Regions from separate parts of the Mus musculus genome. Here region 2 is linked to region 1. Evidence: chromatin loops called from intact Hi-C (ENCODE). Cell type or tissue: left cerebral cortex. All regions are shown on one strand.

What was found. Hi-C counts contacts between places; a loop is a spot of excess contacts. Peaks named below come from ENCODE experiments on the same cell type or tissue, not always from the same donor. Only the 100,000 strongest peaks of a DNase experiment are listed, where the experiment ranks them.
Region 2: a loop joins it to region 1, with 2.7 times the contacts of the local background. A loop is called at or near these places in 1 of 42 quality-filtered maps.

What each region holds. Positions count from the first base shown.
Region 1 is chr10:70,592,693-70,595,192 of GRCm38, reverse strand. All of the region lies in intron 1 of Phyhipl (phytanoyl-CoA hydroxylase interacting protein-like), which reads left to right. Among named protein-coding and RNA genes, the nearest start is that of Phyhipl, 5.3 kb to the left of the region's middle. In left cerebral cortex, a CTCF peak has its summit at 983; a DNase peak (open chromatin) is centred at 975; H3K27ac peaks cover 532 bases.
Region 2 is chr10:70,745,626-70,748,125 of GRCm38, reverse strand. No RefSeq gene overlaps it. Among named protein-coding and RNA genes, the nearest start is that of Gm33979, 6.6 kb to the right of the region's middle. In left cerebral cortex, no CTCF peak of the experiment used is centred here; a DNase peak (open chromatin) is centred at 1,171.

The DNA of each region.
Region 1 (2,500 bases):
CAGATCACATGGCCAGGTTAGATTGTTGGTCCTTGTTAGCCCTGTAACCGTGGGCCAGTTACTTAACCTGTTTTAGCCAGAGGCACTCTTGTCCAAAACAGGCATAGTAATGTCATATAGGATTTTGAAATGTAAAATGAAGTATTATGTAGCATAGACCATAATTCTTGTTGCAAAATAGAGAAACATTATTGGGAGTGGAATGTTATCTTCTACATACTCTCTTGAGTTGAACCCAGTACTTTTTAAAGTCTCTCTCTCTCTCTCTCTCTCTCTCTCCCTCCCTCCCTCCCTCCCTCCCTCCCTCCCTCCCTCCCTCCCTCCCTCCCTCTCTCCCTCACTCTCTCCCTCCCTTCCTCCCTTCCTCCCTCCTTGTCTCTTTCTCTCTCTGGCCAGTATTTGCAATTCAGTTGTGTGCTGTTTAGGAAAGCATTGTATGAGAGATTATTGACGACCATAAATTCTGAATTTTAAGGGCAAATTGAAAAAAAAATCTCAGTGGTGGTATTGAGACCCTTTGCTTGGTAGCATCCCAACAGTAACACTGTTGTCAACCCTAGTTCTAGAAGCTGTTCTTGGCTTCCAGTTGACATCTGCTGATGCTTTCCTTGTGCCTTATGACCTGAGCACACTCTTTAAACCAGTGTCTGCCTTAGCTCCCCTCTGCCCTGGCTTGACAATATTCTCCTTCATGCTCTTTCCTAACAGCTGCCCTGCTCTCGGTCATATGTCTCTGTATTCATTTCTTTGCCTCAGATACCACTGCGAGGGGGAATGTACATTTTCATTAGGGAGCAAAGAACCCAAATGAATGAATAAAAGCTAAAAGAAGCACACAAGAGCAAGAAAACCATCAGCTGTGTTAATCCAATTCTTACTCTTGGTAGGAGCTCTATCTCATTTCCATAGAAGACCAAGAAGTTTTAGAGGGAAAGTCACATCAAAGACAATGTGAACAGACTCCCTCCAGTGGCAGAATGTGTGTGGCCCAAGCAGTAACTGGCACTTGACTGGCTGCCCTGGCCAGCCTCTCAGAGCCTGACTCTAGGTAGAGCACTGTGTAGACACACCCAGGTCACTTGGTTTTGTCTTCACTAAGATTTCCTACTTGTTTTGATCCACTTTGCTTTCCTCTAATTCAAGTGCGTCTTCTCCCTGTGTGCTTTCATTTGTAAATCAGTTTCAGCAATCACAGCAGTTGAAGCACAATACTCTAATTTCTACATTCACTTCTCTGCCCTCGGGAAAAGTTTCAAAACTCAAGTTTTGCCTTGTTGAATATATCTCTTTCTTGGCTTTATTTTCAATGTATCTTAAATGCCTTCCCAAGAATCTCTTAATTCGTTATTAATCTGTTCAATTATCTTCTTACTGTGCTAATTACCTAATATTTTAGCTATTTAAAATAGTTTATTACTGTCAGACTATAATTAATGTCTCACAGAGTAGAATATGTTTGTACATATACATTGAAGGGGGAAAGTCAGCATTTGCAAAGACTGGGAGCAGAACTGTGTAGCCAAGCAGGAACATTTGGGCTTAAATGCGCAGAGAGCTTTAGCATGCTCTGCTCCCTGGTGTCAGAATGCAGCGGGTTGGCAGGGCAGGAGGATGCACAAGTACCGACTTCAGGACAGAATTCCAGGCAGTGTGGAATATGGTCAGGAATAACTAGAATTTTAAGTCTGGAAAGTTGGAAATCGGAATTATTGATGAGTGAAAATGAAGCAAAGCAAATGTTTGAAGACATCTCGATAACCTTTGCTTTTTTTAAACTTCGAATGTTAGGTCTCTGTTCTACCTTCTTTTTGAAGAAGAGCTCTAGATCCGAGCCACTCTGTGGCTGTATTTGTACTATGCACTGCTTTGCCATTGTTTCAGAGGGAATGCCATGAGGGGAAAGCATATTCTTTCTAGGGTCATCTTTTTCTTCATTTATGCTACTCTATAGTTCAGACTTTTTACCTGAATTGTCTCCCCGAAAAGGATGTGTTTTATACATATATCTTTGAGAAGAAAAATAATGTTTGGAAAGTTTCCAGCAGAAATGCAGAATACCTAAAGTCTAGTGATAGATGTTTTAGAATTATTAGTTGATAAAAAGAACTCTGCTGCTTTAAGGGAGATTGTGAAACAGAGGTCCCTTTTCTCATCAACATGAGGAGAGTGTTGAAATCTTGGGAGTCATTTTAGATGGATTACTATAAAGACAAGAAGCATTTGAGCTAAGGCAGTTAAAATCCAACTTTAGAAAACCACTTGGAAACATAGCAGCTGTTCTTCAGTTGTGTTCTCTGAAGAGGAGTTCTAGAACAGGGAGAACAATTAGTCATGGAAAATACCCAGGTCACTAGGGAGACCAGAACTTATGGGGAAGAAAGAGGTTTGTATTTGCCATCAGCTTTAGAGTGGTCTTTAAGGAGCTTTGCTCTATTTCACTCCCCGACGAAGAGTGAACACAGTCTGGGGAAGGCCAAAGTTGAATCCCAAAGATGAACTA
Region 2 (2,500 bases), 150 kb before region 1:
TCTGAGTCAGACCTCCTCTATCTCTTTTGCAGGACCTAATTAAATTTGCCATTTGTAGTCTTCAATGGATGCAATTTACAGTCACATTGAGAGTGTGAGTGAAGAGGCGCTGTGCAAACAAGCTTTACTATTTGATATCTTGAGTTGTTCCAAATAGAATGACTGAATGACACAGGATCTTTCAGTTATCAATCATACTTTAGTATCAGAGTCTGTCCAACATAATTTCTTCCAAGTTTCTGGCAATGCAGTTTGACTCCCCCCAGGCTAATGAAGAGCAAATTTGCCTCACCCGGGCACCGTCAGAATTTCCTGTTGGTCTTTTGACAAGTACCATGGAATATCATTAAACGGGGCCAACTCTGCAGTACTGTTCATTTTCCATTCCGCTTGATTGCTAAGGCTGCCTAGCTCAGTTCTGGGAATGTAATGCCTGCTGCTGTCTGTGGTCCTTCCTATTTCTGTCAGTGTGGTCTTAAAGAGAAAGTCAAATTTCACGCTCCCTAGGGAACCGCTGAAGGTATGTTTGGGGACTTAACCTGATATACTGCTTCAAATGCTATTGAGCTCTGGTTACTCTGAAATCATTCCACTTAGTAGTTCCCTTGGGGATGCTGGGGATCAGAGGTGGATCACAGCTGTGATCCTGGAGGGTTTACTGACAGCTAAGACATGGGTATGACAGAGCCAATGAAGTCAGAAGGCCTTCTAATACTGTTCACTGCCCAGTGTTGGATAAGACCTATCCTATGCATGAATTACAGAGATATAGAGAGAATGAATTTATTATTTTAGATTTTGGTCAATTAAAATATTCCTTAACCAGAAATATGAGAAGCCCAGGAAGCATCAGAAAGATGATTTCATAGTTATAATTCCCGAAGAAGAGGTGTTACTTCCACATACCAAGGAAGTTCCTGGGCAGCTCTAGTTATATTTAGTGATATGTCAAAAATGCATTGGGAAAGCTCAACCGGGTGAAGAGTTTCCTTGTCAGCAGCAGCAAGCACTGATGGGGGCATCAGAGCTGAATTTGAGTTATTACAATGGATCTCATTGATTTCAGGGACTCCCTTGCCAGGTTTAGTTCATTTTCCTCATTTGTAGAATGTGTGCTTATATTTAACAGTACTGATTCACAGTGAAAGCACACACAGTTCTCAGATTATATCGTGGTCATAAAATCATGTGGCTAATTTTGGATTCTGGAAATCCTAAAAAATCTATTATGATTGAATCAGCATCCTTTTTACATTGGGATTTCATCCCAGTGCTCTTCACTTCTAACAGAAGGGGCATTCTGCCTGGCGAAGTCTTTAACCAGAAAAAGCTAGTCTGTTGCTGACAAGAGGATAGAACAATGAGTAGAGCGGTCCAATGAAACACATGCTTTCAAATATTCAAATATTCAAATGAGAATTAAGAAGGATGAAAATCAGAATTTCCAAGGCTCTCTCAACCTGTCATTTTATCTGCATGGAAAATCTGTAAACGATCTTTGCAGTTAATAAAGGAAAGAGATGCTTTTAAAAAAGATTTATTTCTTGCTGGCGTACAGGACTCTTGTCTTGAGATGTCATCTTCAGGAGTTCGGATATGTCTTCTTTTGAAAGATCATCCCAGCTGGGCTTGTTGACTGTTGACATTTCTAAGAGGAGGTGGAGGAGGTGGAGGAGGAGCAACACCTTACCTGAGTATCCCACCATACCTCCCAGAGAGTCTTATATAATTTTTTTTCTCTTTTTAGAAAACAAACAAGGCAGAAAGTCAAACAAATACACAAAACAAAACAAAACAAAACAGAAACAAACTCCAGAAAACAAAATGAAATAAAAACATAGTAGAAGCGTAGCATACAAGCACACACTAAACCCATAAAAACACAAAATCTGAAAATATAATATACATGCAAGTGACATGTAAGAGTCCAAACAAAGAAATATGAGTCATTAAAAAAACCACAGAAATACCACTGACTTCATTCATACTGGCCACCCACTGCTTGTTTTGGGGCCTATTCTTAAGTGTGGTTTATCTACCCAGTGAACTCCATCGGGGAAAATTTATCGTTACTTTGCATGCAGTTGCCACCTGGAGATAGCGTCTTGGTTAAGGATAGAAGCACTTGTCCACATCTCTCTCTCAAGACCCGGGAGCCTGAGGCTGGAACCTATGCAGGCCTATGTTGCCAGGGTCTCTGTAGATTCATATGCATATCAATCCTGTTGTGACTGGAACAATCCTGTGTTCCTTTGGTGTTATCCATCCCCCTTTCCTCTTCTGTATCGCTCCATGAGCCCTGAAGGGGAGGGCTTTCATGAAGATGTTCCATTTATTACTGAGTGTTCCAAAGTCTCTAGCTTTCAGTGTGTTGTCCAGTTGTGAGTCTCTGTATTAGCTCCCATCTACTAGAAGGGGAAGCTTCTTGAGTGCTGTCTGAGTAAGATATGGCCTATGGGTATAGCAAAATTTTATTAGGAGTCATTTTATTGCTGTATCC